Regions from separate parts of the Mus musculus genome. Here region 2 is linked to region 1. Evidence: chromatin contacts called from ENCODE Hi-C or POLR2A ChIA-PET data. All regions are on one chromosome and are shown on one strand. The core of a region is the stretch at or near the end of the contact, and the rest is flanking DNA. Distances in the headings are between cores, read along the strand shown.

The links. A loop is a pair of places that touch in the nucleus more often than their neighbours do. ChIA-PET counts read pairs that join two places held with the same protein, here RNA polymerase II (POLR2A).
Region 2: a loop to region 1 is called in a map of regulatory T cell, with 2.5 times the contacts of the local background. The contact joins the promoter of Dhx9 here to the enhancer-like site in region 1. A Hi-C loop is called at or near these places in 1 of 37 maps with a recorded cell type or tissue (regulatory T cell). POLR2A ChIA-PET finds 5 or more read pairs at or near these places in 1 of 5 experiments (embryonic stem cell).

Annotation. Positions count from the first base shown.
Region 1 is chr1:153,307,468-153,311,083 of GRCm38, forward strand. The region is part of intron 1 of Lamc1 (laminin, gamma 1); the gene reads right to left. Among named protein-coding and RNA genes, the nearest start is that of Lamc1, 24 kb to the right of the region's middle. Within about 2 kb of position 1,403, at least 3 of the 3 ENCODE cell types and tissues checked have a DNase peak (open chromatin) inside an H3K27ac peak, as active enhancers do.
Region 2 is chr1:153,486,155-153,490,249 of GRCm38, forward strand. It overlaps Dhx9 (DEAH (Asp-Glu-Ala-His) box polypeptide 9), which reads right to left and starts at 1,506. Exons shown (of 28, transcript NM_007842.2): 1 at 1,379-1,506.

The DNA of each region.
Region 1 (3,616 bases), core at 153-2,652:
AGAGACAAGAGGAGACACAAGAGTGCACACACTCGGGACAGCCACCACAAAACTCAGCAGGAGGAGACACATCCAGACTTACAAGTTTCTCAGGCTTTTCCATTTACTGTGCCGTGAAGCCCTAATGAGAAACTGGACTTCAGCACTCTCATCCTCCAAATATAAACACACAAATCTGGACACGGCTGGTGTTCGCCCTCCCGGCGAAGAAGCAGAACCCCTGAAAACCGGAGCCAAGCTCTGGAACAATGGAGTGATCACTATGTGGGCCTCTTGGGGCCTTCACCTGTGCTTGTGTTAGCAAACCCCAAGATCAAGACAATCATTCCTTGAGTTCCAGCCTCTGTGAGCATCACCCCTCCAAACACACTGTGTTCTGTCTGGAGGCGAAAATGTAAACACAGCAAAGGTCACAGAATCTAAATTAGTTAATGAACACCACTGGGAATTACAAATGGTTAGGCCTTCTCGGCTCTCAAGCTGCTTATCATCAGCTAAAGGAGTAATCTGAGACACCCACCAAAGGAGCCAGTTGGTGCGCATGCTCGCTCTGGATTAGAAGGTAAGGTAACTGAAATGAGCACTTTTAGTATGAGTAAGAGTGCTGAGGGGCAGAGGCCAGCCAATGGCATGACTCTGAAGAAGAAGAAGAGGGGGGAGGAAGAGGCCAAAGGACACGAACATGCTGGAAGATGGCGGGGTCTCAATGCAGAATCTCTGGGAAACAACCAGGAAGCCAGGGCTGGTTCTGAAAGCAGGGGTTTTCACTAGGAACCTACAGATACCAGGAACAGGAAGACAGCTTGCTCTCTTACAGTCCCCAGTGACAGCCCTGCCAAAACTCAGCCTGCACCTGTCTACCACTCAGTAGACAGTTGAGGATACCAGCTGGAAGGAGCCTGAGCACCCAGACACAAGATTCCTGGGCTGGTAACTCATTTTAAAATGTCTGCCAAACTACAGTTCTCACACACACACAAAAAAATGCATAGCCTCGGGACATCTCTGGCTCCTCTCCCGGAGCGCTCTAGCTGAAGCCAAAGAGAAGTCCAACTTCTCCAGGGAATCCACAAGTTCAGAAAGGAACCCTTCCAGAAAGGAACGAAGGCAGATTCTCCAGCCCAGTAACGCCAGAGACTTACTGTTTCTGCCCCTTATGGCAGTACAAGTTAAAGTTCACAGCCTACCATTTCTGCATCTTACAACATCTCAAGTCGGGAACTTGGGAAAGGATTAGCTGGCTGATTCTGCTTCCTGTGGCACTGACTGAAAAGCGGCTGGCAGCTGGGCTGTGCATAGCCGAAGCTTTCGTAGGGAGAGAGTTAGGGACACTCAGAGTGTACAACCCTGTCCTCCTAAGCTTGGTGAGTGCATGGAAGCCACACTTTGGTTTGGTTTGCAGCAGCTCACTCTGAGAGATCAAGGTGCAAGCTGCCAATCCTCTCAGTGGGTCAGCTGGTTCACCCACCCGGCGACATGTAATGAGCTCCCCACCCCATCCTGGAAGACACAGACCTCGGCTTAAAAAATGCCAGTAAAAAAAAATGTTAGGAGAAAGAGACAATAAGAACATGCAAATTATACAGATTCAGTCTCCATGGGAATCGCAGAAAAACAGATGGATTGGCGCATACTGAGTGCAGCTGAAGCAACAACAGCCAGATGCTGCAGGAAGAGGAAGCTGTTCTCATGGGTAACTCAGTCCTCAGTTAATACACGCACGTGTGCATGCGCGTGGGCAGACACACACACACACACACACACACACACACACATGTGCACGGAGTAGTGAAGTCATGGGAAATTATGTATAATAAAATCTGAGAAAAGTTATATGTGTGTGTGTCTATGTATCAAAGTTATGTTCTAGACTCAGGTAGTTATACTCTGGTTTTTAATGGCACAATATCTTGTGAGAACTTGAAGCTGAATGGAATTTGGGCAATTCTTTGCTTTATGGGACTGCTTTCTCTGTTTCATACCCTAGCTGTTCCTAAGGGGACCGTAGCATACTCTACTGGCAACGTCTCAGGACCTACAGCTGGATGACACATGGACCTACCTATCCCCAAAACTTAGAATCCGACTCAGAGACACCATATGCTGTGGGGACTGAAAGCCTGTACCCAGCCCCAACAATTCTGTCACTTGTTCCTTTTCTGTTGCTCTTGTCTGCAGAGGCAGCCCTCCATCTGAGGGTGACCTTGAATTCTTGATGCTTTTGCCTGTATCTCTCCGAGCAGCTGTGATCAGTGTCTGCCATGACACCTGATAAGCCTCATCACTATTTGTACCAAACTTAGATTATAAATAAGATTTCAGAATCCGCAGTTCTGAATATGATTAGCACGAAGACATAAAACTATTATTTTTATGGATGACTGTCTACATAAAAAACTTGAATGAATCTAAAGATAAATGATCAAAAGAAGAGAATTAAACAAATCCCTTGAAGCCCCATATTTTAAAAGCTACACTTTTCTGCACACTGCTACAAAGGATTACGGTTTACTTTGAAATTAAGTCAGCAATAAAAAAGAACCCAGGAATGAATCCAACAGAAAAACAAGACTCTTGAGGTTGAAATTATAAAACATTATTGGAATTACTTAAAAACATGTAAATTATGACAAGTTTATGACAAACTCAATAATATCTGAACGTTAACGCAAACCAAATGGGCATCAAGTCAGTATGGATTAAATCAAGATGCAAAGAAGTTTCTGAGAAACCTCATTCTAGAATTTACACGGAAGAAAAAGTCCTAAATATAACTAAGATCTTTCTAAAATAGAATACATCTGAAAAGGACTTGCACTCGCCAGTAAGGAAAATGCACACAATGAAAACCCAAACCTTAGATCTTAAAAAGAAACAAAGATTTCTTACATAAGACACAGAAGGGCTGACTGCCAAAGAATGTACTAATAAATATGGTCATACTGAAATTAAGAAACACCGCCCAACAGGGCTGGACAGATAGATGGCTTGGTGATTAAGAGCACTTGCTGCTCTTGTAAAAGACCTGGATTCGATTCCCAGCACCCACATGGTGAATCATTTCCATTTTTAATTCTAATTCCAAGGAGTCTGCTGTCCTCTTCTGACCTCCGAGGGCACCAGGTACGCATGTGGTACACAGACACGAATCCAGCAACACACTCATACATATAGTAAAAAACCAGATATTTAAAAAAGAAAATATCAAAAAAAAGTAGAAAAAATAAGAAGACAAATCACATTCAGACATAATGCAGAGCTAATGACGAATCAGTAGCAACGTACCTGCAGAATTCTACCAAGCAATAAAGGCAAAAACCATGAAGCAACATTCTACAGGAAAAGAAATAGGGAAGATCCAGAAAGACATGGAAAGAAAACTTTAGATGCAAAACACTTTGACACAATCTTATACTAATGAGTTGGTACATTTAAGAATTTCCAGTGTCAGGGGTAGACCAGCTAGCTTGCCAGCACTGCTGGTGGACATCCAAACTGATACCACCCCAGGGGGGGAAAAATCAGTATTATCTCATAAAATTGAAGACACACATTGTTGTGAGTGCACCACCAAGTTGCAGAGACTCTCTCCTATGTGAGCACCAGGAAGCATGCG
Region 2 (4,095 bases), core at 256-2,755, 180 kb after region 1:
AGCACTGACTGCTCTTCCAGAGGTCCTGAGTTCAAATCCCAACAACCACATAGTGGCTCACAACCATCTGTAATGAGATGATGCCCTCTTCTGGTGTTTCCAAAGACAGCTACAGTGTAGTTATTTACATAAAATAGCAAGCTGGGCGTGGTAGCATACACCTTTAATCCCAGCACTTGGTAGGCAGTGGCAGGCGGATTTGAGTTCGAGGCCAGCCTGGTCTACAGAGTGAGTTCCAGGATAGCTGGAGCTATACAGAGGAAACCCTATCTCGAAAAACCAAAAAAACAAACAAAAACCCCACAACTTCTTTTACAGACCTAGAACTTATCCTCTTGTCGAGAGCCTAGATGGATGCCAAATTTTCCATCATGTCACATCTGCCCTGCTGTTTTGGCTCCAGAAATGCCTCCACTATTACTCGTTTGTTTTTCTACAGCTCCTCTCTCACTTGCCACCACTACCTGATACGTATACACGTATACTCGTATACACACACATATCGGAATAAATCAAATTTTGTTTTATGAGACAAGATTTCTATGTGTAGTAGCCCCGGACTCAAGAGATCGAACAATACCTTCCACCACCAAACCCCAGTGCTGGAATGAAAGGCTAGAGTCATGGCTCCCAATTTTGTGTTTTCATTCTTGCCACCCGGAAACAAATTCTTTCATCTCTTTTCGCACCCTCAGGTCACGTGGCCGGCCCTCCCTTCCTCCAGGAAGGTCTGGCCTTAGGCGTAACTGATCTCTCATTGCCCTTTGGAGCGGATACACTGTGCACCTCAAAGCCAGACTCAGGCTCGTGCACCCCTCAGACTGAGGCGCCCTCCCTTTCGACCGTTATCTACAGCGGGGCTATCCCGTTGCGCGGTGTAATTCCGCCATCACTTACTAAATCATGCATTCATTTTCCTACCACCTGCTCCTCATCCCGCCCCACCCAGCCATGCCCCGTCACCAGTGCGGAGCGGGAGGACCTGCAGCGAAGCCCCGGACCCCAAAGCGGGCACCCCCACGGGGCCCGGGTGTCCCGGATTAGAACCGCGGACGACCCCCCACCACCACGCGCCGGGTGGCGTCGAGCCGCTACCCCTACACGCAACTGATTACAGACACCCGCCGCCCGTCAGGCCGAGTGAGGAAGAGGCCTCCGAGAGCGGCCAGTCTGTGCAAGGAACCCCAGGGCCTAGGGCCACGGGAGCTCCGCTGCGCGAGGCGCCCACGGCCCGTAAATCCGGGTACCCGCCGCGCTGCCCCTCCCCCACACGCTCGCCCGCCCGCGCCTCACAACAAAGCCACGGCTGAGCCGCGGAGGCCGGCGTCGGCCCGCAGCAATGAGCCCGCGTCCGGGGCCGCAACGCCCCCTTTCTTACCCTCCTCCGCTTTTCCGTGCCCGAGAGCACAGCCTTCTTAGGCGAGTTCGCAGCGCCAACCTTCCACGAGAACGGCGAAAGAACACACCTCACCCGCATGGAAGCAGCGGCGAAATGGCTCCGACTGCAGGACCCAGGGGGCGGAGTCGGCGACTCGCGCCTGCGCGGTAGGCCAACTCCGGAGCCAGCACGCCCCGAGGGGGCGGGGCTTGAACCACTTCCGGGCGCCAAACCTGAGGTCGCGCGAGATCTGCTGGCCTAGGCCCATAATTTCCTGTCAGTCGCTAACCAGCTTGGTTTCTGGAAGTTATGTCTCCTTGCCTTTGTCTTTGTAGAGCAAGCTAGCCCACCACTTAACGCAGTCCACTTGCCTCCACCTCTGAAGGCAAAATTTAGAGACATGCCACCATGGATCTCCTTTTTGATAGTTTATCTTACGTAAGGGCAGTGTTACAGGATTAATCCTTTCAGAGTTTATCAGAATAGCCACTTTAAAATATGCCAAAGCAATGTATTTATGGGTGCTGTATGTTAAAATACAAGGACTGAAGTATTTCTGCTTCATCAAAATGCTGCAGGCAGCCGGGCAGTAGTGGCGCATGCCTTTAATCCCAGCACTTGGGAGGCAGAGGCAGGCAGATTTCTGAGTTCGAGGCCAGCCTGGTCTACAAAGTGAGTTCCAGGACAGCCAAGCCTACACAGAGAAACCCTGTCTCGAAAAACCAAAAGAAAAAGAAAAAAGAAAAGAAATAAAATGCTGCAGGCAGTGTGTAGCATGGTGGCACTTGCCTCCAGTCACAGCACCCAGGAAACAGAGACTGACAGACCTCCGTAAGTTCAAAACAGTCTGGTCTATGTTTAAGGAAGGCCAGGGCAACATAATGAGATCCTGTCTAAACAGCAAAGGAACAAAAACCTTAGAAGTTAAAAGCACTTGTTGCTCTTGTGGAAGGCTTGGATTCAGTTCTCAATCACACAGTGGCTCACACACAACCATAACCTCCATTCCAGGGGACCCAGCAGGTACAACCATGGTGCACTGACCTACAGGCCATAAGACATAAAGTAAAATGAATCTAAGACAAGAAAGAGAGCCCTGGCTTATTGGTTTATTGCCAGGGGTGGTGGTATATGCCATTAATCCCATTGTAGTAAAACCCATTACCCCACCAAAAAGAAAACCCTAGCTCAAGACACAACTTCTCCACTTACCTTTTGGCTGGGGAGAGGGACGAGGGACTCTTTTTTTTTTTTTTTTTTTTTTTCCAAGACAGGGTTTCTTTGTGTAGCCCTGGCTATCCTGGATTTGTAAACCAGGCTGTCCTGGGACTCACAGAGATCTGTCTGCCTCTGCCCCACCCCTCACCCCTCAGGCTGGGATTAAAGGCATGCTCCCAATTATCTCAAAATCCTGTGTTTTGTTTAGCTTCAAGTGAGAAGACTCTTGAGTTTAATACTTGTTTTGAGGGGTGTTGTATTTTTGAAGTACTGAAGAGTAACTCAAGGTTACCCTACTACTAAGCTACACTCAAGCCCAGCATCCCCAACCTAGTTGTCTGTTTGTTGTTGTTTTGTGAAAACTAGCATGCCTCAAGCCCCGATTTGATCTCCACCCATGCGAACAGAATTATGGAAACTTCCAAAGGAGAACGGTGTTTAAAACTCCTCAGGCCAGAGGGTGAGTGCAGCCCTCTGCTGGTCGGCTTGCCTAGTGTGCAGAGACAAGGGAGTCAGCGCAGAACACACAGACTGACAGAAATTTCACTTCTGCTACTTTCACCAACCCTTTCTCTATTTTAAGGACCTGCCTCCTTCACACGGTGTTCTAAATTCTACAGGGCCCCTGTGGGGTGGCTTCTTCCTCTCTGCTCATGTGACTTTGTCTGAAAATAAAAATGCAGATCTTGACCCCGGGTGATCCAGCTTCCAAACTTTCCAAAGCCCGCAGAGAAAAAAAGACTTGGCCCATTGAGAGGATCTTCTTTTTTTATTTTTATTTTTTAAAGATTTATTTTATTATTATATCTAAGTACACACTGTTACACTGTTGCTGTCTTCAGATGCACCAGAAGGAAGCCTCAGATCTCATTACAGATGGTTGTGAGCCACCATGTGGTTGCTGGTATTTGAACACATGACTTATGGAAGAGTAGTCAGTGTTCTTAACCACTGAGCCATCTCTCCAGCCCGAGAGGATTTTCTACCCATTGTCTCACTGTGACCTTCCCGCCCTTGAACTTACCCCAAGAAAAAGATTTGAGACAAAAAAAAAAAAAAAAAAAAAATCCCCAGAGACAGCAGGATATCTATTTCCTCCCCCTAATTTCTGTCTCTTGGGATATTTGGTAGAAAGGAGAGCAGTATGAACCTTGATTCCAGGAAGAGAACTGAAGAAAAAAAAAGAGCTGGGCTCAGTGGAGAGAGTGCTGCTTGGAGTCCCTGACATCCTGAGTTCCAGCTCTAATATCATAAGAAACTGAACATGGCACCTAAGGTTTGTAATCTCTGCAGTCAGGATCCAGAACCAAGGGGATCAGGATTCAAGGTCAGCGTCTTCAATAAGCAGGTTTGAGGCCATCCTTGTGACACGGTGCCAGACCTTTGAAGCACAACTGACTCCAAGATGTAAGCACTGTTCATTGTACCATCCAGGCTGTAAACTCAGTGTGGAGACAGCACCGCCTGCCAAAACTAAAAGTCTCCATCCATCAAAGTCC